Regions from separate parts of the Mus musculus genome. Here regions 2, 3, 4 and 5 are each linked to region 1. The links are chromatin loops, found by intact Hi-C in ENCODE. Cell type or tissue: left cerebral cortex. All regions are shown on one strand. Region 1 holds the start of n-TKctt24 (a tRNA gene). Region 2 overlaps Ryr1 (ryanodine receptor 1, skeletal muscle). Region 3 overlaps Lgals7 (lectin, galactose binding, soluble 7). Region 4 overlaps Eif3k (eukaryotic translation initiation factor 3, subunit K). Region 5 holds the start of Actn4 (actinin alpha 4).

Region 1 (5,000 bases):
AGCCCAGCATCTCCCGTCTCTCTTGTTCCCATCCGTTCGTTCTCCTTGTCTCCCGCATGGCGTGGGTGCTCCTGGAGTCACAGACACAGTCCCCGGGGCACTGTCCCTCATTTTATCATCTTCAATGATGGCTGAACGAGCTGGGTGGTGGGGGCACACACCTTTAATCCCTGATGTCTGAGTTCGAGGCCAGCCAGGTCTACACAGCAAGTTCCAGGACAGCCAGGGCTACACCGAGGAGCCCTGTCTTGAAAAACCAAAACAACAAAAATAATAATAATAGCTGCACAAACACTTTTGCCAAATACGGTCACAGAGATTAGGGCAGTGATATGTTTTCAAGGCACATAGGTGTTCCTAAACACCTACTATGTTTCAGTGCCACAGTGTCCTCATGGTCTTGGCCTCAAGTACTTTTTCCACCTCATTCTGCTGTATAGCTGGAGGCGTAAGCTCATGATGGTCCCTGTACCTCTGCCACCCTCCTAACTACATGAGCTGCAGAAGAATCCAGAATAAGCTCCCATCTCAGGTCCAGACATGCTGTCATTTTTGTAACGATCACTTGACCAAGTTAAGTGTCACAGTCACAGATAGGATCAGGATGAAGACACCTTTGGGGACGGTGCCTTTATTCTACCTGCCCCAAAGAGATTCAGGCGAGAGGGTTGTAGTTGTAGTACTGTCTGGGTGTGGGTTTTGTTTGCTGGGGAGCGCCTCGTTGAGGTAACATCTGGACAGACCCGAAGGAGGTGAATTGAGGAGGAGGAAGTAAGACATTGCAGGAGGCACGTCTCCTTTCCTGCCCTGCCCTCCATGCTGACCCAGATGCCTCCAGAATCTTGCTTAGCAGAGGAGTGGGTCAAAAGGTTCGGAAGTGACTGGGGTTTGAGAACTCCAGTTTTCATGGGTCCCCTATTGCCCATGGCTCCTCAAAAGGCTGGTTGGCCTGTGGGGAGAAATGGGAGGCTGTGTCAAAGGGGCATCAGAGACCACCGCCCCTTCCACCTGCATCTGCATAGCATAGGTGGTTACCTGGGCTGTGGGCTGGGCTTGCTGGTGCAGTGTCCGTCTTCGATGCCACTGGCGCAGGGAGGCCCGGGCCTCGGAGCTGAGCCCCTGGGGTGCACGGCCAGTGTCTGGCTGGTAGTGAGCAATGTGGTAGAGAGCCCCAAACCACGTGGTCAGATAATACCCAGCTGGGGGAGAGAAAATGAGGTCATCATAGCCCTACTGGGCTTCTCTGAGTGCCCACTCTTTTTTTTTTTTTTTTTTTTTTTGGTTTTTCGAGACAGGGTTTCTCTGTATAGCCCTGGCTGTCCTGGAGCTCACTTTGTAGACCAGGCTGGCCTCGAACTCAGAAATCCGCCTGCCTCTGCCTCCCGAGTGCTGGGATTAAAGGCGTGCGCCACCACGCCCGGCGAGTGCCCACTCTTTTTGAGGCACATGAAGCTGGGGCTCATCAAAGGCACCTGCCTTCTTCTCAGTGTCTGGGCATCTCAGAAGAGGGAGCTCACCTTCTCCTCGCAACTCCCCTGGATCCAAGAGCTCCATAAGAAACTCCACATCCAGCTGTGTTTCCCCAATATGTGGACTCCAGATCAGCTCCTCGGTCAGGGCAGGTAAAAAGGCGTCAGCCCCCAGGGGCTCTAAGGAAGCCAGAGGACGGGTCATTAGTTTGGCAGGGGTGCACACAAACATCTTCCCTTCAGGTCCCCAGGCCTGAGTGGGCGCCTGCTACCAAAGGGGGCTACCCTTTCCCTGGACGTGGGTACCCACCATTAAATCACTCTAAGTCCAGAGGTCTTTTACCTTTATTCTCGCCACCGCCTAGGCCCGCGTAGACGTCGCTGCACACCGCCAGCAACAGCGCCACCTTGCGGCGCGGGGCGCACGCCGCATGCAAGTGAGCAAGGCGTGCGTGGATACGGTTCCGGTTCCGCAAGGCCGGGCTCTGTCCCTCAGGCCCCGCTCCTACCCTCAAGGCTATTTGGCGCCTGCGCAGTCGTCGTAGTTCCTGGGCTCTGAGAGTTCGGAGTTTGGTCCACAGGGCGGGCTTCAGGGGCTCTAGAACCGCTCGACACAGGGCCACCTCCACAGCGGGGCCTGCAAAGCGTGTGGCGTGTGAGGACCATGCCACCCTGATCCCTAGTCACTCTGTCTCCTGCTCCAGGCTATCTACAAAGTGTAGGCAGGATTTGGGGCCTGTGGGGAATGTATGAACACTCCCAAGGATGGGGCAGAGGAGGTCTAGCAAGCAATGCACGTGTTAGGTGGAGCCATGAAGTAATAGCTATATACATGAACAAGTGTGCTTGCCCTTGGGGACTCAGAGATTACATGTGAACACATACAGGACCAACGCATGGCACCCTCAAACCTTTGGGGGAGTTTCCCTCCAATTCCCATTACCAAGATCTTCTTCCCGAAGGATGCTAGGTCCCCTGTTCCCAAAGACAGCTCTGACGTCGGGGTCTTTTGCCAGGTAATTCTGGAGGTCAGTGAGGAGCTGGCGCACATCCTGAAGCAGCTCTGTGGCCGGGTCCCCTGGGCTGTAGGGATTTCCAGAATCTGAGATGAGGCGTGCCCGAAGGCATCGGTACTGCCTGGCTACATAGCTGCTCCGGGTCCTGGCCAGAGCACGGATGTGGGCAGTGAGCATATCCTCGCAACCTTCCTCGTCTTCATCTTTGTAGCAGTCGTTGTTCACTTCCTCCTCTTCTAGAGCAGGACAGGAAAAGTGCACTTCCGACCCAAGGGAGTGAGCGTCTGCTCCAGGATGATGCACTTCCTGTCCAGTATGGTGAGCTTCCGGTCTCAAAGGGTCTTCCACCCAGGAGACCCGGTGTGGGGTGGGCTTCCTGGGGGCTGGATGGGAGACGCAGGTTGGCTTATTACAGTGCCGTTCATCCATTCCCTCATCTCTCAAGGTCCCCGGGCCCCGCCCAGCCAACCTAGACTGTATTTCTGTCCAGTCTCTGGCTCTGTTTGCTGTGGAGTCTCTGTTCCCCAGCCTCCATGTGTCTCCAGGTAGAGCTGGTTCACTACAGACAGCACCCTCCCTGAGGTGTCCACCTGGATGCAGCCAAGCCGATGGGGATCTGAGGGTCAGCGGAAGAGACAAGGTGTCCCAGGTATATAGGGGGCACCAGGAGACTTCATTCCCATCATCCTTCCTCACTTAAGACCAAGAATGCAGTCCCACTCCCACCCCTCCCCCACCCCCAGCTCCCAGGCCCTCCTGTTAGATCCCAGGATCGATCTTATCCCCTCCAATCACAGCTGACCCTGCAGATACCTCCTTCTCCTCCTCCTCCTCCTTCTCCTCCTCCTCCTTCTCCTCCTCCTCATCTTCCTCCTCCTCCCTCCTCCTCCTCTTCCTCCTCTTCTTCCTCCTCTTCCCCCTCCTCCTCCTCCTCCACTCCCCCCCCCCCTTCCTCCTTTCCCTCCTCTTCTTTATGGTTTCTCAAGACAGGGTTTCTCTGTCTTGGAGCTCACTCTGTAGACTAGGCTGTCCTCGAACTCACAGAAATCCACCTGCCTCTGCCTCCTGGGTGCTGGGACTAAAGGCGTGGGCCACCACCGCAGCTTCTTTTCATTCTTGCCCCACTCCCAGCTTCTTTCAAACCCAGTTAGTTATCTGGTCCTTTAGATCCAGTCTCTCTGGACCACAAAGAGGCAGGTTGGGCTCTCCTTCCTGGAGCAGTGGACCTCACCTGAGTGATTATCTCCAGCCCCCACAGTAGGCGTGGGCAAGAGCAGGGTCCTTGGCAAAACGTCCCTGAGTTAAGAGAGAGGGAAGCCTTGGTATGGATGGGTATCTCAGGCAGAAGGTCCCATGTCCCTCTGCCAGATGACCTGTACCTGCTGGCTGACAGAAAGGCCAGGAGATGGGGACAGTCGGGCATGCAGAGGTTGGAGGATTCCAGGGACACACCTGGTGAGGGGAAGAGAAAGGGGAGTTACAGGGTGGCCACTGCACACCTCACCCTACCCTGTGGCCCAGCCTCCCCACACTCCTACTCCCCATCCCCATACTCCTCCCTCAGAGACAGGTTGTTTCCACCACTGGGAGTTGACGTCATTTTCTCTCTCGATGTTCTGACACCAAATAAGTTAACTCATCAAAAATGTTTTCAGTTTTTGTTGTTGTTGTTTTGTTGAAACACTGTCTCACTGTTTCTCATAGGCCAGCCTGGTCTACAGAATGAGTTTCAGGATAGCCAGGGCTACACAGAAAAACCCTGTCTTGAAAAGCCATAAAGGCTGGGCGTGGTGGCACACGCCTTTAATCCCAGCACTCGGGAGGCAGAAGCAGGCAGATTTCTGAGTTCGAGGCCAGCCTGGTCTACAAAGTGAGTTCCAGGACAGCCAGGGCTATACAGAGAAACCGTGTCTCAAAAAACAAAAAGAAAGAAAAAGAAAGAAAGAAAGAAAGAAAGAAAGAAAGAAAGAAAGAAAGAAAGAAAGAAAGAAAGAGAGAGAAAAAGAAAGTAAGAAAGAAAGAAAGAAAGAAAGAAAGAAAGAAAGAAAGAAAGAAAGAGAAAGAGAGAGAGAAAGAGAGAAGGAAAGAAAGAAAAGCCCTAAAGAAGAGGAGGAGGAAGAGGAGGGGGAGAAGGCAGTTGTGGTAGGAGGGGATAAGATCACCTCTTTGGGGCTGGAGAGCACCCTCTTGTGGTTAAGAGCACTGACTGAAGAGCCTGGATAGCTCAGTCGGTAGAGCATCAGACTTTTAATCTGAGGGTCCAGGGTTCAAGTCCCTGTTCAGGCGGAAAGATGGTTCTTTTGTGTTTGAATAAGGGAAGAGCAAAAACCTCAGTCAACACAAGAATTTCTTTCCTCAAAGGGAATAAAAATAAACCAAGTAAAAATGAAGTGGGCTCAGTAGGGAAGCCATCCTTTAAAAAAAAAGGGGGGGGGGGGCTGGTGAGATGGCTCAGCAGTTAAGAGCACTGACTAAGGTCTTAAGAGGTTAAGAGCACCGACTAAGGTTCCTAAGG
Region 2 (5,000 bases), 240 kb before region 1:
AGCCAGTTTGGTCTATAGCGCTAATTCCAGGACACTCAAGGCTATACAGAAAAACCCTGTCTTGAAAAAAAACACTAAACTAATTAATTATTTAATATAAATAAAAACAATTGAAGCTGGGTGTGAGGGTAGCACAGTTGTAATTCTGGTAGGTGAGAGTCTGAGGTAAGAGGGTTTAAGGCTAGCCTGAGGCACTCTCCAGACTGTCTCAGAGAAACAGAAAGAGAAGCTGGTTAAACAGCTCAGTGGATAAAGGACTTGATGCCAGGTCTCGTGACCTGAACTCCTTCTCAGGACGCACTTGGTGGATGGAGAGAGCTGACTTCTAGCCTTATTAGCATCCAGCATGTATTAGCCCTCCCCTGCTTCACCTCAGGAATAAACAAATGAAAAAATTTACAGGATTCACTGTAGCCTTGAATGGCCTGGAACTTGCCCAATACACTAGGCTAGCTTCAGACTCACAAAGATCTACCTGACTGTCTTCCTAGTGCTGAAATTAATGACAGGGACTATCATACCCATACCTAAATAAATGAAAAAAAAATTTTTTTTCGTGTGTATGGGTATCGAGTATGTATGGGCCCTGTGTGCATGCAGTTCTCGAGGAGACCAGAAGAGGGCGTCAGATCACCGGGGACTGGAGTTACAGATGGTTGTGAGCCACTATATGGGTGCTGGAAATTGAACCCAGGACCTGTGCAGGAGCAGCCAATGCTCTTAACCACTGAGTCATCTCTCCAGGCCCATAAAGTAATCTTTTAAAATTTACAAAGAAAGAGAGAGAGGAGAGAGAGAGAGAGAGAGAGAGAGAGAGAGAGAGAGAGAGAGAGAATAGGAAAGAGAAGTGGGGGGCTGAATCCCCACTGCATTTGCTGCACGGAGAACCTCCGCAGTGTCTTTAGATAAATGTCAAATATCTAAGTGACCCTCCATCCCTGTGTGGCACACATACTTCATACTTCCAAAGGTAATTTCATGACTTCCGGCACACAGTAGGCATGAAATATGAACCCTGATCCTAACCCTAAATGAGCAGACACCATTGTCTCCCCAGACACAGGCGCTCACTGAATGAATACATGTTTCATTTCCTCAGATTTCCAAAACTACCTACGGACACAGACTGGGAACACGACCACCATCAATATCATTATCTGCACAGTGGACTACCTCCTGCGGCTGCAGGTGAGGAAGGGTGGCCCAGCCCCATGGGACCTGAGCCAGGGGCCCGAGGGACCTCGCATGGCTCCAGCATCCTTCATGCCCTCCCGGACCCACAGGAATCCATCAGTGACTTCTACTGGTATTACTCGGGCAAGGATGTCATCGAGGAACAGGGAAAGAGAAACTTCTCCAAAGCCATGTCGGTAGCTAAACAAGTGTTCAACAGCCTCACCGAGTACATCCAGGTAGGGTCCGCACTCGGGGACCTGCGGAGGCGGAGCTGCCGGCATCCAGCGCTCCTGCTGAGGCTTCAGGCCACCCTTTGTTCCCCAGGGACCCTGCACCGGAAACCAGCAGAGTCTGGCGCACAGTCGCCTCTGGGATGCCGTGGTGGGCTTCCTGCACGTGTTCGCGCACATGATGATGAAGCTGGCTCAGGTTTGAGTTCGTCTGAGAACAGCTCTTTCCCTCCAGCCATCCCCTAGAATCCCCTGATCGGCCCCTGTCCCACTGGTCGGTCCCCTAGTGCTCTGCGCATGCTCCAGACAGGTTCGCTCCCTATGGCCCAAACCCCTTCTGAATTGGTCGTCTGCATGCTTTTTCCTCTTTCCCACTAAACTGCTCATTTCCCACCTATACTTCCACCGGTTTGACTTTGGAGCCCATCCCTCCCGTCCAGAACTCTTCTAGGACAGGTTCATACCATTTTCCTTCTAATGAGGTCATCCCAGATTCTTCCAGCTCTGGGGAATAGGATGGGACTATGTTGCTAGGTTAGGACCTGGGGCTGAAGCGTTCCTTCTTTTACCCTGCCTGCGGCAGAAGACTCCCGTGCCAAGTACCCATGATGTAAGGATCCTGCTCCCAGAATACTTGCCTTGCTCCTCTACAGCTTCGTGAATGCCTCGCGCACACCTCATCCATTTTGTGCTTCTGCTTGGTCGCCTTAGTCAAAGCTTCCATGTACAGTTATGCGAGTTTGTGCTCCGCGGGCAACCACGTGGCGCTAGACACAACCTAACCATTGCAAATATATTGGTGCAGTACAATAACTGTCCGGCAGGTGGCAGACAAGTATTCCATATAATTTCCCACAAAGCAGTGTCTTAAGAAAGCAGAGACCTCCTAATTTGTCCAGAGTGCCATCTGACTATGAAAGGAATTGAACTGAAATTTTTCAGTTTCTCAGTACAGTTGGCCGTGTGATGTTGCTGTAAACTTTAAATATTGGTGGAAACACACTTTCAAGTATTATGATAATTCATCAGCCGTACTCCAGACACACGTGATAAGGGATATTCAATACAAGGAGCTGGAAGTGTGACTCAGTCGTAGAACACCTGCCTAGAATCATTTAGTTAGGGCCTGAGAAAAAATGGTGCTAGGCTTCTCTTCACCACACTAGCAGCTCCAGGCTGTGTGAAACAGGTCTTTCCTAAAAGTTTTAAATAAAAGATCCAAGATTCTCTAACTGCTATCTTGGGTCATGTGCTTGCCAGTGGTCTCAGCCCTAGGGAAGAAAGGTTGGCCAGACCCACTGATGTATTCATTCCTAGAGCCATGAGTTAGCCCCATGAGCTCTGAAAGAATTATAACTCACCCCCTCAACTGTGACATCTAAGACAGGCTCGTGGGAAGGCACAGAGCCCAGGCCCACTTAACCTAGAGATACTTGCTTCCTAGTTTGTTGAGGCCTTGGGTCAGAATACCAAACTTTGAAACCATGGGTTGCATTAGGGTCAGAATGAGCGGCTCACAGTGCAACCAGGTAGCACAGCTCATGTGTAAGTCATGAATGGCATGTGCATGTGACTCAGTATAGTACAGATGCCACCACGGGGGACTTTGACAGAGGTTTCTGTGAGCTCCCACATTGGACACTGCGGTCAGGCATGTACTATGTTCTTAGGCTCCCCCAAATGGCATACCAGAACTTGCACAGCTGTCCACCTCACCTGCAGCCTTTCCTCTTGCACCTCCTCACGGTCCCACCCACCCATCACAGTTAGCTCTGGCATGGCCAACCGCCCCATAGACCAGGCACCAGGCTGGAATGTTATCCTCCTAAGATTTGAGTCTCTGTCCACAGTATCTGTCCCTGTCTGTCTGTCTGTCTGTCTTGCTCCGTCCTGAATGTCTGCTCTCCAAGACTCACGGCTTCCTGATCTGCCAGCCTCATACCCCACACACATTTGCCCCTGGGTGCCAACCCCACCCCACAATCTTGTCTCTCTGCCCTTCCTCTGCTTTCCGAGGAACATGTTTGGACGCGGGTTCCCTCAGAGGTAAGAGAAAGGAGGAAGAGGACTTAGGCCCCACTGGATAGGTGAGGGAGCCGGAAACCAATGGAAGGCATGCTGCAGGGGGCAGCCTCTCACATCTCTGTATGCCCTACAGGACTCCAGCCAGATAGAGCTGCTGAAGGAGCTGCTGGACCTACAGAAGGACATGGTGGTGATGCTGCTGTCCCTCCTGGAAGGTGAGCACTGGAGGCGGGGTAGGGACCGGGGTGGGGTGCAGGCAAACCCAAGAATGGGGCTACCACTGAGCCCCATCTGACATTATGCTAGGGACAACGGTGATGAAGAGGTTGCCATGCAAGAGTCAACAGACATCTTCTGACTATATGAATGCTAATTTATTGATTCCACACAGACGTTGTAATAAGATGAGTTGCCTGAAGACTTTTATCTGTGAACTTAAGATTTATTAAATAAGCCGGCAGTGGTGGCGCACGCCTTTGATCCCAGAACCTGGTAGGCAGAGGCAGGCAGGTTTCTAAATTCAAGGCCAGCCTGGTCTACAGAGTGAGTTCCAGGACAGCCAGGGCTACACAGAGAAACCCTATCTCGAAAAACAAAACAAAATATTTATTAAATAAACCAATATAGTACATGGGTAGTGATTAAATATATCAGTTTTGCTGCATAACAAATAGCCACCAAATTTAGCAACTTAAAACAAAGCCTTTGATTTAAAATAATAATAATAATAATAATAATAATAATAGCCCGACTTACATGGTGAGTCCAGGTCAGCTTGCCCTAATGAAAAAACTCTCTCTCAAAGAAACAAAAACTAGAGCTGGAGCAGGCTGGAGAGTGAGATGGCTCAGTGGTTAAGAGCATTGACTGCTCTTCCAAAGGTCCTGAGTTCAATTCCCAGTATCCACATGGTGTCTCACAACCATCTGTAAGGAGATCTGATGCCTTTTGTGGCATGGAGGCATACAGGGAGATATAGCACTCATATATTCAAAAAAAAGCTAGAGCTGGAGAGATGGCTCAACAATTAAGAGCACTGGCTGCTTTCCCAGAGGATCTGGGTTCAGCTCGCAGCACCCACACGGCAGCCTGTAACTTCAGTTCCAAGATCCAGTGCCCTCTTCTGGCCTCTGAGAGCACTGCACATATGTAGCCTACAAACATATGTAAAAGCAAGCACCATACACATAAGATGATGATGGCGACGATGATGATGATGACAACGACGGGTACAATGGCACACAACTGTCATCTCAGTGCACAGAATGCTGAGAGGGGAGACTTAAGAAATCAGAACCATTCTAATCTACGTAGAGTTTGAGACCAGCCTGGACTACATGCTATATGCTACAAAACAAAACTGTATTTTAGCTGAGAAACATTTCTTGCATCTCTCCCTCCCTCCCCCCTCTTTCCCTCCCTCTCCTCTCCTCTCCTCTCCTCTCCTCTCCTCTCCTCTCCTCTCCTCTCCTCTCCTCTCCTCTCCTCTCCTCTCCTCTTCTCCTCTCCTCTCCTCCCCTCCCCCCTTCCCCTCCCCTCCCTTCTCCCCTCCCTTCCTCTCCCCTCCCT
Region 3 (5,000 bases), 71 kb before region 1:
GGGGGAAGTTAGCTAATGTGAATACATCTCAAAGTCTGCAGAGGGAAGACCCCCTCTGTGAAAACTTGGAGCACAGCGTGTGTTTTGAAAATTTCCCCCTTTTTTCTATTTCCTTTTTTCTTTCTTTCTTTTTTTTAAAAGATTTATTTATTTATTATATGTAAGTACACTGTAGCTGTCTTCAGACACTCCACAAGAGGGCATCAGATCTCATTATGGATGGTTGTGAGCCACCATGTGGCTGCTGAGATTTGAACTCAGGACCTTCAGAAGAGCAGTCGGTGCTCTTAACCGCTGAGTCATCTCTCCAGCCCCCTCCTTTTTTTCTTTTTAATAGCATCCCATTACATAGCCTAGAACTCACAAGGATCCACCTACCTCTGCCTCCCAATTGCTGGGATTGAAAGCATGGACCACCATGCCCTGCCCATTTTTGTTTTTTAACACATGCATGTGTGTAGATGTTTGCATATACATTCATGTGCCAGAGGCCAGAAAAAGGAGATGGATCCCTGGGGCCGATGTTTTGAGCTCATATTATTGACATGGGTACTGAAAAATGAACGTAGGTCTTCTGCAAGAGCAGGTATGTACTCTCAGGCACTGAGCCATCTCTCCAGCTCCTGAGAGTGTTTAGAAACATCAGTGGTTTACTGCTATCTACTGCAGCAAGGTGCACAGACCCCATTCCCCACTGTGCCAAGACCGCTGCTTAGTTAGCATTCTATTTTGAATATTTCTCAAAGGGACATCGTTTTTTGTTTGATTTGATTACTCATTTAGTTTTCTATTTTGATTTATTTCTGCCTATCGAGGCAAGGTTTCTCTGAGTAGCCCTGGCTATCCTGAAACTCGATCTGTAGACGAGGCTGGCTTTGAACTCAGAGATCTGAGTTCAGAATATATATTCTGGGCCAGACAGACGCTACAGTGAGTCCTGCCTCCAAAACAATAAATAAGTAATAATTCACTCATTTAATAATTCACTCATTAAGGGACATGGAAGATGGTTAGTATTTAAGGTGCCTGCGTGATGAAGATGATCAAAATACCGTCTTCTGGAACCTACATAAAAGCCGGGTGCGTTTGGCAGGGCTCCTATAGAAGGCAGATGATCATAGGCTCCTCAGAGCAAGCTGACTAGCCACCCTCCCAGCAGGAAAGAACAAGGAGCTGGAAGACTATCTGAGACTTATTCATTAATAAGCTGAAAAGTGGTAAAGGAATTTTTTTTTCTTTTCTGAGAAAGCACCGGCCATCCTGGAACTCACTCACTCTGTAGACCAGGCTGGCGTCTGCCTGCATCAGCCTCTCAGGTGCTGAGATTAAAGGCGTGTGCCACAAAAACACACCATACACAATAACAAACAAAATAAATTAAATTTACTTTAAAAAGAAAAAGAGGGCTGGAGAGATGGCTCAGCAGTTAAGTGCACTGACTGCTCTTTTTGAAGATCCTGAGTTCAAATCCCAGCAACGACATGGTGGCTCACAACCATCCGTAATGAGATTTGACGCCCTCTTCTGGTGTGTCTAAACATAGCTACAATGTACTTAGATATAATCTTTTTTTTTTTTTTTTTTTTTTTTTTTTTTTTTTTTTTTTTTTTTTTTTTTTGGTTTTTTCGAGACAGGGTTTCTCTGTATAGCTCTGGCTGTCCTGGAACTCACTTTGTAGACCAGGCTGGCCTCGAGCTCAGAAATCCACCTGACTCTGCCTCCCAAGTGCTGGGATTAAAGGCGTGCGCCACCACTGCCTGGCAGATATAATAAATCTTAAAAAAAAAAAAAAAAAAAAAAAAAAAGAATTAACTCGGAACATTGCTTCGGTGTTGCCAGAATTCTTTTCTACCACTAGGGGGCGCCCGTCCATAGCGCGGCTTTTGGGTATTCAGGGTGCGGGCAAGGTGAAGGGTCTCCAGCGGAAGGCCCCAAGGGCAGAAAACCTTGGGTAGAAGAAGAACAGGACCCTGAGGATCTGGCCTCCAGGGTCCCACTGAGGCCTCAGAGATTCTAGGGAGTTTCCTGCGCCCGCGTTGATCCAGGTGATAAGATGGACAGTGGCCACCAGGGGGAACTGTCGTTTGTGCTCTAGGCCTGGGCACAGATCTGTGGCCTGTCCCTCTTGGGCGTGTCTCTGGAAGAAAGTTCTAGAAAGAAGGCCAACGTGGAGCTCCAACCTGCTGCCTAAAGTGGAGGCCACAGGGAGGGCTTCCTGGTCTCCAGCGAGAGCGGTGTTGGCTCCGGGGCCCCGCATCTGGTGCTTCCCTGTCGGAGCCTGAAAATAAACCGTGGCTGTGCCCGGCCACGGAAATCGCTTATTTATGGCAGGGCCAGGGAAGTTGGTCGGGATCGTCAATTCAGGACCGCACGACCTGTGTCCAAGGGGTGCATGACTGCGATGGGGACCTGCTCGCTACGCCCCGCCCAGCTCAGAGTAACATCTGCTGGAGACATTGCGTCTGCCCTGGGGGTGTGCGAGTGGCGACCTGTTTCCAGGCTGGGAGAGGCTCCATCCTGTGGGAGATGCCCATCCCTGCCTGCCCTGGCACCTCCAGGAAGCCCAGGAAGTCGTAAGTTTGGGATGTCCAGATGAGAGAGATAAAATGGAACCCCCCCTTGTCATTTAATTAACTAATTTATCTAACTACTTATTGAGACAATTCTGTATCCCAGGCTGGCCTGGAACTCCGGGCAATTGTTCTGCTTCAGCCTACCAAGTGCTGAGGTAACTAACGGGCGTGAGCCACCAGGCCCAGCATTTCCCCTTTTTCAAAAGGAGGTATTTTGGTGGCCTTTATAAAGATGACATAGTGTAGTATAACAGTACCCCCAAATGTTAGCAAGCCGCCGGAACACAACGGCTTGCTGTGCAAAAGGCACTTGATGCTTTTTGCGTTAGACCTGAGTTCAGTTCTCAGTACCCACGTCGGACACCTCACAACTCCTTGTAACACCACCCTTTTCATTTATGTACACCTACCAGAGACGGACAGACAGACAGACTGACAGACAGAGAGAGACGTGCGCGCGCACACACACACACATTTTTTTGGGGGGGGGGATTGTTTTTTTTTTCGAGACAGGGTTTCCCCGTATAGCCCTGGCTGTCCTGGAACTCACTTTGTAGACCAGGCTGGCCTCGAACTCAGAAATCCGCCTGCCTCTCACACACACACTTATAAAGTAACTGGTGTGATCGTACTCCCTGTAATTTCTGCCAGTACTTGGGAGGCTGAGACAAGGGAGTGGCCACAATTTAACCGACCTGGGTTACACAGCCTGACTTTTTACCCCCACTCCCACCCCATACCTGATCGCTCCCCAAAGGAAACCCTACTGGGCCCCTGCGCAGCAAGTCCTGAACAGCGTCTCAGACACAGGCTCACTTTGCCCCTGGGTTACTATGTTTTTCTCTGAGTCTCAATTTCTTCAGTCACACATAAAGGACACAGGCACAGTCAGAACTACAGCTACACTTTATTCGCCATCCAAAACCCTCCTCTGCGATCCTACACCCCCACCCCTACCCGCCACGCCCTTGGGTCCTTGCTTAGAAGATCTTCACTGAATGCAGCTGCACGTCTCCGCCCACCTCCACCAAGCGCACGCGCGCGGGCGGCATCCGGTGGTGGAAGTGGAGATATTCGTCATCCCCGACCACAGCCTGCAGGGTGAGAGACCAAGTTAAGACTGGATGCGGGTCCCGGTCTGTGGCCCCGGAAGAGGCTAACTACACCCAAGCCTCCCTCTCCCCAGAAGGAAAATGGGTCTGTTGTCCATTGTAATGGGACACAATGTACTGCTAGGACACCCAGTCCCTGAGCACTTGGCTCTTGATCTCTGTTTTGTCGCTCTTAGAAGCAGACCTGGAGAGGGTCTCTGGAGGCCCGTGTCAGGTCTGGGCCTGGGGTTCCAGTACCCCAAGGGCTTTCCCGCCATCCTCGACAGCTCAGTCCCCAGCATTTGGCTCTAGACCTGGGTCTGGAGTGTTCTCCTTCAAAGACCCACCTTGAAGCCTTCCTCTGTGGCGATGAGGAGCACTTCAAAGGGCTGCCCACGCTCGAAGGGGATGCCGGTGCCTCGCTCCTCACGGCCCCATTTGCCTTGTTCTTTGGTGTTGAAGACAACCTCGGAAGTGTCCAGCCTCGGGTTAAAGTGCAAGGCGGCATCTGCTCCTTGCTCCTCACCGCATAGCAGGTTTACATGGAACCTTCGGGGACAGTAAGCCTCAAAGATCAGCAACCACCATGTGCAAGTTATGTGGTTCCACCGGCACACCCACACCCATAGGGAGTCCCTGTGTTTGTAGCCAGGATCCCCCTCATTTCCAGAGCCTGGAGCTGTCCTAGGTTGTGGGATGGCCTGCTGTGCCTGAGTGGGGTTCAGGGAATCGCACTCCAGATAAGCAGAGTTAATAGCAAGGGACCCCACTATTCCAGGTTATCAATATTCCCACAAAGCCCAAGGTCTCAATTTTAGTAGGTCATGGACTTGATGACCGGGTACCCTGGGCATCCAGGGTAGCTTCAAGATCCAAGAGAGATTTTCATTGTCCTGGAAAACTGGACATGGAGATCGTAGGACTAACCAGGGATTCTTATTATTGTTCTAGAAGCCTACATTTTTAGGGAGACTTGGGCACACCCACCCACAAGTCTTGGGGAACATCAGTGAAAATATCCAAATTAAGCTAGCAATAGGGACTCCAAGACTCCACATGGCAAACAAGGTTCCAGGGACACCATATGTGGGCTCTAAGAACCAGGGTTCAACTGAGCCAGGAGATGCCCCACCCACCCTTTCCCCTGGAACCTGGGATATCACCTGCCAGCCTGGTCAGGGACCATGCCTCGAATTCTCATGACAGTGCCCACGCGGACGCCCTGAGGCAGGGAGGTCTTGTGCTGGGTAGCCTGTAAGAATTGGGTGGGGCAAGAATGAGAACCAGGGAGACAAAGAAACAGACTGGTCAGCCCCAGCTAGGAACTCCAGGGACC
Region 4 (5,000 bases), 180 kb before region 1:
TCTGTGGTACCCTCTGCTCAGCTTTCAGCACACACCATCTCCTGTTAGACCCACAGTAACCTTGGCCTTCAGGTGTCCAGTTTCCCGTGCAGACAAGGCCAAGGGCTTCCAGGATAGTTGCTCTCATAGGTTTTCTCCCAACTTAATGGCTTCCACCAAAGTGAAGCCCTTCTTTCTCCAACTCTTGTTCTTGTGTTTGTTTGTTTGGTTTTGGGTTGTTTTTTTTGTTGTTGTTGTTTTGTTTTTTGTTTTTTTTTTTTTGTTTTTGTTTTTTTGAGACAGGGTTTCTCAGTGTAGCCTTGGCTGTCCTGGAACTCACTCTGTAGACCAGGCTGGCCTCGAACTCAGAAATCTGCCTGCCTCTGCCTCCCAAGTGCTGGGATTAAAGGCGTACGCCACCATTGCCCAGCTCTCCCGCTCTTGTTTAAGGGAGTTTTGCTGAGAGTAAAAACCTGGAGGGGTGAAGGATGAGCTGCAAAGAGGAAACTTCCAGGCACAAAGCCGCACAAAGGGCCTGAGGTAGGCAGGTCTAGTGAGGAGACCCTTGTGGCTGAAGGAGATGGAGGCAATGGAAAGTGTACAGATGACCTGCCTGGGTGTGTGTGTACACATTTACCTTCTATGATTTGGTTGTTGGACTTCCCAGCCAGGCAGAGGCAGGTGGATTTTTTTAGTTCAAGGCCAACCTGGTTTTTCAGGGCCAGTTCCAGGACTGCTAGGGCTACACAGAGAAACCTTGTCTTAAACCAGAGACAGGGGCGGGCAGGTGGGCAGGCAGGCAGGCAGGCAGAGGCACGATCTCCTGTACCCGGATTGCTCACACCTGCTGACTCAGAACTTTTGATCCCTCCTGTCTCAGCCTCCACAACGTCAGCACTGACTGGTTAATGCTGAGTGATGGTGCTAGTGTTAATACTGGGGCATCCTTTCTTCCACAGCAAGCCCTGGATGAGAACATGGACCTTCTGGAAGGCATAACTGGCTTTGAAGACTCTGTCCGAAAATGTGAGTCCTGGGAGCCTGGGTTCCCGAGGGCTTAAGGCAGTGTAGCAGGGACTTGGGAGAAGGGGGATTAAAAATGAGGCAGACTGGGCCTTGTGCAATAGCCAATTTTATTTAGAGCATAAGTTTATATTCTGAAAGTTAAGCATGGTCATACGAGCACAGTTCCCAAAGTTCAAGCCATATACAGCCCCGAGGATAAAGCTGCGCTTGGAAGTGGTTTTTTAATAACAGAAGCAGCTGTGTGTAATCTGGAGCAAGCCCTTGCTGTTTACTACACCTGCGGGGGACACAGAAGAGCCCTCAGAATTCTCACACAGCTCCGTTCCTGGATTACGTGCCAGCGGCCTCTTGACTGTCTTTGTTTTGATTCTCACAGTTATCTGCCACGTGGTGGGCATCACGTACCAGCACATCGACCGCTGGCTGCTGGCCGAGATGCTCGGAGACCTGACTGGTGAGGCCTGGTGCTGTTTCTGTCAGTCTGAGAGGAAAAGGTGGTTGGGGCATGGGGCCTCAGGCAGCTCAGGGGAACCCACCGCACCTTTCCGAGGTTGTTACCTGCCCCAGAGTGTGGGTGAGGGTTTGGTATAGGATGTTGCCTTCTGTATCTCCATGAGTTCAAGGCCAACCAGGGCTATGTAGTGAGACACTGCCTCGAAAACACCCTGACCAGGTGTAGTGCTGTCCTCCTGGAATTCCAGTTATAGGAAGCTGGAGCAAGAAGATTGTCTGGAATTCCAGGCCAGCCTGGGCTATAGCATGAGCCTCTGCACCAACCAGTTAACAGATGCACATGTCAGACAGTGGTCCTGATGCTGACCTTGGCAGTGAATAGGAGAGCTCAGGCCCTTTTCATGGATGGAGCGAAGTGGAAGCATCAGCACCTTGTAGTTGGTGTTGCCAAGGGTAGCAGGGCTGCTTTGGAGGGATGGCATTCGGCCTCTAGAGGAGGCCAGTGTGGCCCTCCTGCAGCAGGGGCCTGCCTGTCATGTGTGCTGTGCCTGCGTGCCCTGGAAGCATACACATCTCTGGAGAACTTCCGTGGTCTGTCCTCTGGTGACAGGACATGGGACGGCTCTGAGAAGGCCCAGCCTTGATTACAATGAGGTTCTTAAAAGGTCCCTCCAAACCAAAACCCTCAGCACTTGAGTTTGCAAAAAGTGGCGCTGGGCCGGAGAGAGGTTCGGCAGCTGTGAGCATCTATCTCCTGCTTGATGCGGAAGAAGGTTTGCGGGGTCCAGCACCCATTGTGGGCGGTCACAGGCACCAAGAAATTCCATGCAGTTTCTCACCCTGGGAGCACCTGCGTACATTCACATTTGCGCACACAAATGAGTACACCATTGCTCTCCTCAGATACACCAGAAGAGGGCATCAGATCTCATGGTTGTGAGCCACCACGTGGTTGCTGGGAATTGAACTCAGAACCTCTGGAAGAGCAGTCAGTGCTCTTATTCGCTGATCTCCCCAGCCCTAAATAAATGTTTTGTCTTGTTTTTATTTTTAAAATAAATAAATAGTATTGTTAAGAAACTAAGGGAACCTGTGCCTGGAGGCACAAATTCTATAGTCCTGGTACTTGGAAGAGAGTCGGGAGTATTAGGAGTTTACGTCATGATGAGTCCAAGCCAGCCAGGGCTGCATGAAATCCTGTCTCAAAAAAAAAAAAAAACCAAAGCCAAAACCAAAAACCTACAGAAAAACCCCTATGTGACTAGGAGAAAGAGGCTAGTGCGCCCCCTGGTGGCCAAGTGGAGACTGAGCCCCAGATTGCTGGCTTTGCCCTAGAGGATCTCTTCTTCCGAGTCCTGCTGCTGTCCAGGCAGGAGTTGGCCTAGAGCAGTTAGCAAAGGGGGCTTGGCCTGCTCAGCCCCGATTCCTCTGCCTCCAAAGCCCCTAGTGTTAGGGTTCAGGCCACCAACACCTCCGCCCATGTCACCTGCAGACAACCAGCTGAAGGTGTGGATGAGCAAGTACGGCTGGAGCGCTGACGAGTCAGGGCAGGTCTTCATCTGCAGCCAGGAAGAGAGCATTAAGCCCAAGAACATCGTGGAGAAGATTGACTTTGACAGTAAGTGGCCTGGGGCCGCAGACTGTAGGGAAGACAGTGTCCTGGTGGGAGAGCAGTGCTGGGTGTGCAAAGCACGAGGCAGAGCCTGTATTCCTGGACTGGGAACTGTCTGCCAGATTCCAGGTTGCTGGCCCAGGGAGAGACTGTGAGGGATGCTGAGTAGTCTCCCCTGCTGGATGTGAGCCGTCCATGTTCTCTCTCTCTCTCCCCCCCTCCCTCCCACCCCCCGCCCTGGCATTCCTCTAGACCAGACTGGCCTCAAACTCTACCTACCTCTCCCTCCCGAGTGCTGGAATTAAAGACTTGTCCACTCAGGGCTGTGGCTCTCGATGAGTCATTTGGTCCCACCATAAGGTAGTTGCTCTTGTTCTAACTTGGAAACTATTAGAACTGGCACAGTGCCTGCCTCCTCGTGTAGAGAGAGCCAGGCGCAGAGTGAAAGGCAGTGACAGCCGTTCCTGTCACATTTTGAATAAACAGTCTTATCCCAAAAGAGGAAAAAGTAGGTGTGGTGTCTTTGATCTCAGCACTCTGGAGGCTCAAGGCCAGCCTAGCCTACCTAAAGTGACACAGGCATTTAGCTAGGTGCCCTGCTTCATCCTTCTCTCAGAGGAAGTGACCTGAAGTGGGGAAGGACAGGGACACGCCTCCTGCTAGGGCTCCTCCCCCTTCTCCCAACTTTGGCTCTGTTGAGGGCCACCAGCTGGTCAGTGGCCAAGCTGAGCATCAGTGAGCTGTGTCACTTCCCACTGGGTGCTCTGACCTCTACAGAAAGTGTCCACCATGCTTGGGTCTCAGAAGTCCACACAGTTCTATCTGCAGTGGAGAGCTGCCGGCCCGGCCAGTGTCCCTCACATGGACCTAGGCCAGGGCTAAACACATGCAGTACTTAGTGCCAGACTGGTCAAGCTCTTCTTTTAACTCTAATCCTGTACAATAGATGGCTATGCTATCACCATATCCAAGACCACTAAACAGGACAGCACCAGACTACCTTTGTGGTGACTGTGACCTGGCCCTGAAGGACAGCGGCTCCCTGGGAGGTGGCTCTTCCTCTCTTCACAAATTCACCCTGTTTCTTCCTCCTCAACAGGTGTGTCCAGCATCATGGCCTCCTCCCAGTAAGCCAGTGTGCGTTAATAAAGATTTGTTCACTCCGCCCTATTGTCTCTTGCCTGTACCCTCAGAGAGCCAACTTGTGGCCCAAGCTGGGGCCCTTCCCTCTTCTCGGGCGTCCCCCATGCCACTTCCTCCTTTGTCCCACCCTGCTGCCTTTCCCTGCCCCTCCTTTTCTGACCTGTGAGTCAGTGCAGGATGGGGTAGGCTGAGGCCAGTGAATGGCCTTGGGAGGTGCCGCCCTGGGGCCCTGGGCTCCTCAGAGAGGAGAGCAGAGCATGTTCTTGTCTTTGACAAGTCACCTGCTTCTGGGAAGGAGAGCTTAGTGCTTCCTCGGCTGGCAGGGGTGACAGCCTGCACTTGGGAGGTGCAGGTAGGAAGATCGGGGATCAGAAGCCACCCTCAGCACCAGGCTCTGTCTTTAAAAGGGGGGGCTGAGCGGGCCTGGTGGCGCATGCCTTTAATCCCAGCACTCAGGAGGCAGAAGCAAGCGGATTTCTGGTCTACAAAGTGAGTTCCAGGACAGCCAGGGCTATACAGAGAAACCATGTCTCGAAAAAAAAGAGGGGGGGGTGGTTTGAGGGGGTCAGTCCATAAGCTTTCTGCTGCTCTAATAAAAAGATGTGGTGACACACTTGTAACCCCTTCCACTGGGGAGTCTGAGACAGGAGCTTCCCCGAGGTTAGCTGGCCAGCCTCTTTAACCACGCTGCTGAGCTCGGAGGCCAGCAGGGAACCCTGATTTAATTGGTGCTAAAGCTATATTCAGTGTGGTTCGGTTCTGAGCATCACAACACACATGTAACCGC
Region 5 (5,000 bases), 160 kb before region 1:
GAATGAAGATAGACAAGTCCAAAAGGACCCCTTGCCTTCCCTGCTAACTAGCTATCCCAGTCCAATCTAACTCGACGTATCTTTGAAAGAGTTTCTTTAAATATCTACCTTTTCCCTTTTCCCAGAAGACTTTACAAATCCAGCCCATTCTAGAGTTTCTTTTCTTTTCTTTTTTTAAGACAGGGTCCTCATGTAGCCCACACTAGATTCAAACTCGCTGTGTACTAAGTAAGTCTGGCCTTGAACCCTCCTGTCCACACCTCCAGTTGGGATCTAAGGTATGTGTCACCATGCCCAGTTATTTGTTTGCTTGTTTGTTTCGAGACAGGGTTTCTCTGTGGAGCCCTGGCTGTCTTGGAACTCACTCTGTAGACCAGGCTGGCCTCGAACTCAGAAATCCACCTGCTTCTGCCTCTAAGTGCTGGGATGAAAGGCGTGCGCCAACACTGTCCGGCCCACCATGCCCAGTTTTAAGCTCGATTATTTATTTAATTTAAGACTGGTCTTCCTGTGTAACCCAAGCTCCAACATGTTATCTGTCGTTCAGTCTCTGCGGCCTGAGAACAGAGATCCCACGTTCCATCGTGCAAGGTTTATAGTATATAGTTTCGAAAGGGTGGGGACTTTTCCTGACTTCTTTAATGCCAAGGCAGAAAACACGGTCTCACACATAGCAGGCAGCCAAATAAATCTTGATTATGTCTGAATGGCTGAATGGGAACACATTCCACCCCGAAACAGGTTAAAGCCGGATGAGGAGCCCCGCCTTATGAATCATTCATGACTTGGGCCCCGCCCACACGGGGTGACGCGCGCGTTCCCGCTAGAAGCGCCTGGGCTCCCACGCTGGGCGGGCAGCCGGAGGTGCGTTCTGCGCCGGCGCCGAGAGCCCGGGGCCTCCTCAGGTGCGCGCGCGCGGGAGGGCGGCGGCGGCAGCGCAGTGCGCAGGCGCGGCAAGTGAACTGCGCAGGCGTCAGTCTTGGGCGGGCTGAAAGCAGCTGAAGCGGCGGCCGAGTCGGAGCCTCCGGCACAGGGGCGGGAGCTGAGGCGGTAGCGGACCGGCTGGCGGGCTAGCGAAAGGCGGCGGAATGGTGGACTACCACGCAGCGAACCAGGCGTACCAGTACGGCCCGAACAGCGGCGGCGGCAATGGCGCGGGTGGCGGCGGAAGCATGGGCGACTACATGGCCCAGGAGGATGACTGGGACCGGGACCTGCTGTTGGACCCGGCCTGGGAGAAGCAGCAGCGCAAGGTGCGCGGCCCGTGACCCGGGCTGGGTGGCGTCCTGCGCGTGGCGGGGAGGCCTGGAGGAGGGTCCTGGGAGACAATTGGCGGGTTCGGGAACGGGTTTGCAGTCCCGGAGAGGGATTACAGAGCTTAAGGAAGCAATTGGGAATCTGGAGGGGGAGGGGGGAAGTGGCGGCCAGGTAGGAGACACGGGGAACTGGGACAAACGAGATGATGATTCGGGAGGTTGCAATGGAACTAGGTTTTAAGGCGAGATTGTTGGATCAGAGGAAGCATTGATGGGGCCCAGGCAAGCAATGGGGTCCAGGAAGGGAATTGGTGAGCCTGGATAGTATTTGGTTTGGGAATCCTAGTATGGAGGAGATAGTCTGGAGTGCAGAGAGTCTGAAGAAGAGATTGGAATTGCAGGAAGCCTTAGTGTGTGTGTGTGTGTGTGTGTGTGTGTGTTGGGGGGTGGTTCTAGAAGAGATGAAGAATCAGGAAAGGTAAAAAGGGGGCACTAAGGAGAGGATTGTGGAATCCTGAGACAGGGAGGGGGGCCTGCATGGGCTAGGGTGTGTGGTGAGTAGGTGTTAAGATGGTCTGATGGGACTAGGGGTCTGAGAAGGTAGGTGTTCAGGACAGAAGTTAGGGGCCTAGGAACAAAAAAGATGTTTGTGTGAGGAGGGTGAGATTTATTGAGGGCGCCTTGCTGTAAAAAGAAAAGGATAGGGGCGTAATTAGAATTGATGGGGAGACCCAAAAGAGTGTGGGTGCTTTGAAGAAGGGAGAGGTAGTGAAACAGTTAAGGTTCCAGGTTCACGGGGAAATAGTTCAACAGTGAGAATAGTGGAAGACAGTAGGAGCAGGGATGGAGGATAATGGGAGGGGGTTAGTTTGGGAAAATGGAAGTCTGATTAGGAATGCCTGATTAAAAGACTTGGGGGTTCATTGAGTGAGGAAGAAATGAGTGTTCTGGGAGAGTAGTGTCTTTTGATGGGGAGGGTAGGTGAAGGGGTATTAAAATAGTATTTCCTGATGGTATTTAGGAGTGTGGGGGCGATGCTAAAGGGAAGCCACAGTATGGAGTGGAGGTCAGAGTAGGAGGCCAGGAGTGGAGATGTGTTGGGTGGTTGAGAGGGAAGCTAGGAGTGATGGGAGAGAGGGTGTGAGTGTATGCAGAAAGAGCTAAAGAAGGGTGTGTTGAGTGGGTGAGAATGTGGGGGATGGTTCGCAAGAGTGTGAGGAGAGTGGGAAATTAAAATTGAAGTTAGAAGCTACTTCATGCTTTCTAGAGGTTGAGACTTTTTTGTAACTTACTGATGGGCACTGTGACTTCAGGACAAGACCCTTGCTCTCAGGGCGATCAGGAATGTGCTTTTGGTGACTCTGCAGACGGGATGTGCGTGGAGTTGGGACTTTGGGAGTTGGGAGCGGGGCCCTGAGGGTGTGGGAGAGAGCCGGTTTGATGACATTTACCAGATGCCCCCCCCCGGGGGGGGGCAGGGAAGTTGCTATATGGCTGGGTCCAGTCACCCAGTCTGGAGGGTCAATGGTGGGAGAAGCTGCAGTGCCTGGAAAGCCTGAGGTGGGACCTGGTGTAACTGTGGCCCAGTCGGACTGTCAGCTTGTATGCTGTCTGCAGTCACTAGGGGGGTGGAAGTCTGCAGTGTGTAAAATAGCTGAGGAGTGGTAGCTGGGGAATGAGTGCATTTTGAAAGGCAGGGGAGATCTAGTCTGGATCTCAACAATTATTTATTGCCTGAGGCCTTGAGAGGAAAAGGTTGAAAGTTGCCAAAAGACTTGGAAAGTTGGAAGGAAACGGGTCACAGCGTCCGCTTTGAGAATGTCTTGGATCTTTCTTTTCTAATGTTTAGGGAACTGTGCAGTGCCCCCCCCCCCCCCTTTCCTTAGATAACTGGAGTAGGGGTCATCCTCCTTTCACAAATACCAACCTCTGGTGCCTCCTTTTTTTTTAGCCCCTCTCTTTAGGGTGGTGAGGTTGGTGTGCATTCAGACCCTAGGCAGAACCAGGACTCACCAGAATCCCCATGGCTGCCTGTGTCACTTTCCCCTGCTCCTTCCTGGTTCCCTTCCTTCCCAGCCAGGAAAGGTTGAGAACAGGATGGCTCACAGTGTTCTCTAACGTTGCTTCAGCGGCTCTGAAAAGGCCCTGCTCTAGTATGCTTGCTTTATAACCTACTCCAGCAAATATTTACACTTAGCTGTTCTTTAGGAGAAAAGAATTGCTTCACCTCTCCACCCTGTCCTGCATAACTAAGCTCTCTGGTGCCGTGGGGTTAGGAGTTATGAAAGGAATATACCAGCCAGTGCTTTTTATCTCTCATACAAGAGCTCTCAGCCAAACCCCCAACAGGATCGCTAGGACTTTTCTGTTTTGTTTTATGACTGGGCCTTATCCCACGTACCAGAACAACTTCTGTAAATGTGAATGACAGGCCTTTCTTGCCTCTCCAAGGCATATAGATAACTCCCACCACAGGGACAGTGATAGTCTCGTATGTACCTGTTCACACATTCAAATTCTGTGGCCAGAACAGCTGAAGCAGGGGCTGGCTCAAGTCAAGAGTCTGTCTCTTACCTGAAAGCCCTTCACTCTGAATTCTAGGCACCCCTATACCCAAGACATTATCCATAAGGAAGTTATGCAGCAGGTGTTTCACAGGGCAGCCTTGAACATTTGTGGGAGGACAGGGGACTGAGCTAGTTTTCAAAAATTATTATTGTGTCGTTTTAGTCTGGGTTTATGTTCAGGTTTTCCAGAGTCCTGGGCTCAGGTGATCCATGTGCCTCAGCCTCCCCGAGTACTACATGGAACTACAGGCCTATAAAAAATTCTTGAGCAATTGAGTCCTAGTTCTCTTCCCTAGTTTGTCCCATCCAAGTGCTAACCAATCAGACCTAACCCTTAGGATAGTGTGACTGAAGAGTACTTTCCTAAAGTGACTTCTGTAACATCTCTTGTGGAAGGGTGAGAGTTGTCCCCAAAGATCTCACAGCAAGAGGAAATGCCTTGTTCTGAGCTTGAGTGTTCATTAGCACGCCATTGTTTGCAGACCTGAGTTTAGACCCTGACCTTTGGCTCAGGCAGTATTAAATGTGAGTTAATTATTTGAAAGCTCTGATAGTGTTTTGATTTTCTGTAAGCCATTCCTCCCCCCACCCCCATTTTTCTTTTCTCCTTTTTTTCTTCCCCTCCTCCACCCCCATTTTTCTTTTGGACTGATGATGAAGGCCCCAAAGTAGCCATCTGGTATTTTGCTCCATTACTCTAATTGCTCCCCTCTAAGGAGCTGGCTAAGACTAACAGCTCCTTAGCAGCTTTCAAAATTAAATAACATACTTACAAAAAAAAAAAAAAAAAAAAAGTAGCCAAACTGGGTTGTCCTCTGGAAACAAGATAAGTATGTGAGTTGGGTGAGTATATACTGTGTGTGTGCTCTCTTGGGAGAAGAGAGGAGGAAACACCTCAGCTGCCAGTATCCTGTTCCTCCCACCCTCCTGGAAAATGTGTGGTGTTCTCCTGGAAGACCAGGACTCAAGATCTTGAGTCAGACAAATCTCAAGTTCAGGGCCTGCCAGCATGAGCAAATATGGGGAGACCTTTATTTCAAAAAGCAAGAAAAAGAAGTGAAAAGTTGCTGGGAGGATAAGGTTTCCTCACACTTGAGAGCTGTGATCTGGCTGTGGCCCTGGAGTAGTATCTACCACCTCACCTAATCCTAGGCAGTCCCGGGTATGTGTTGGGGGT

What was found. Hi-C counts contacts between places; a loop is a spot of excess contacts. Peaks named below come from ENCODE experiments on the same cell type or tissue, not always from the same donor. Only the 100,000 strongest peaks of a DNase experiment are listed, where the experiment ranks them.
Region 2: it touches region 1 in a loop (3-fold over the local background); 19 of 42 quality-filtered maps call a loop at or near these places.
Region 3: it touches region 1 in a loop (5-fold over the local background); 35 of 42 quality-filtered maps call a loop at or near these places.
Region 4: it touches region 1 in a loop (3-fold over the local background); 11 of 42 quality-filtered maps call a loop at or near these places.
Region 5: it touches region 1 in a loop (2.4-fold over the local background); 11 of 42 quality-filtered maps call a loop at or near these places.

What each region holds. Positions count from the first base shown.
Region 1 is chr7:28,793,759-28,798,758 of GRCm38, reverse strand. It overlaps Rinl (Ras and Rab interactor-like), which reads right to left. Exons shown (of 12, transcript NM_177158.5): 5 at 3,865-3,937; 6 at 3,717-3,781; 7 at 2,955-3,101; 8 at 2,413-2,868; 9 at 1,813-2,106; 10 at 1,518-1,649; 11 at 1,036-1,199; 12 at 1-949. The coding sequence ends at 905. It overlaps n-TKctt24 (a tRNA gene), which reads left to right and starts at 4,699; the gene lies at 4,699-4,771. In left cerebral cortex, CTCF peaks have their summits at 1,885 (motif pointing left) and 4,683 (motif pointing left); DNase peaks (open chromatin) are centred at 1,913 and 4,683; H3K4me3 peaks cover 789 bases; H3K27ac peaks cover 495 bases.
Region 2 is chr7:29,036,993-29,041,992 of GRCm38, reverse strand. It overlaps Ryr1 (ryanodine receptor 1, skeletal muscle), which reads left to right. Exons shown (of 106, transcript NM_009109.2): 85 at 1,100-1,188; 86 at 1,284-1,412; 87 at 1,501-1,605; 88 at 3,565-3,646. Among named protein-coding and RNA genes, the nearest start is that of Gm38979, 9.9 kb to the right of the region's middle. In left cerebral cortex, CTCF peaks have their summits at 600 (motif pointing right), 2,220 (motif pointing right) and 4,546 (motif pointing left); a DNase peak (open chromatin) is centred at 2,212; H3K4me3 peaks cover 538 bases.
Region 3 is chr7:28,864,747-28,869,746 of GRCm38, reverse strand. It overlaps Lgals7 (lectin, galactose binding, soluble 7), which reads right to left. Exons shown (of 4, transcript NM_008496.4): 2 at 4,828-4,916; 3 at 4,012-4,213; 4 at 3,463-3,667. The coding sequence ends at 3,554. Among named protein-coding and RNA genes, the nearest start is that of Lgals7, 2.9 kb to the right of the region's middle. In left cerebral cortex, CTCF peaks have their summits at 191 (motif pointing right), 1,803, 2,006 and 3,646; DNase peaks (open chromatin) are centred at 1,911, 2,045, 3,587 and 4,690; H3K4me3 peaks cover 537 bases; H3K27ac peaks cover 1,586 bases.
Region 4 is chr7:28,970,608-28,975,607 of GRCm38, reverse strand. It overlaps Eif3k (eukaryotic translation initiation factor 3, subunit K), which reads left to right. Exons shown (of 8, transcript NM_028659.3): 5 at 939-1,005; 6 at 1,382-1,459; 7 at 2,951-3,076; 8 at 4,170-4,236. The coding sequence ends at 4,201. Among named protein-coding and RNA genes, the nearest start is that of Eif3k, 8.8 kb to the left of the region's middle. In left cerebral cortex, CTCF peaks have their summits at 2,346 (motif pointing right), 2,545 and 2,752 (motif pointing left); DNase peaks (open chromatin) are centred at 2,298, 2,757 and 3,459.
Region 5 is chr7:28,958,272-28,963,271 of GRCm38, reverse strand. Actn4 (actinin alpha 4) reads left to right here and starts at 940. Exons shown (of 21, transcript NM_021895.3): 1 at 940-1,253. The coding sequence starts at 1,089. In left cerebral cortex, no CTCF peak of the experiment used is centred here; DNase peaks (open chromatin) are centred at 881, 2,426 and 4,774; H3K4me3 peaks cover 3,586 bases; H3K27ac peaks cover 2,265 bases.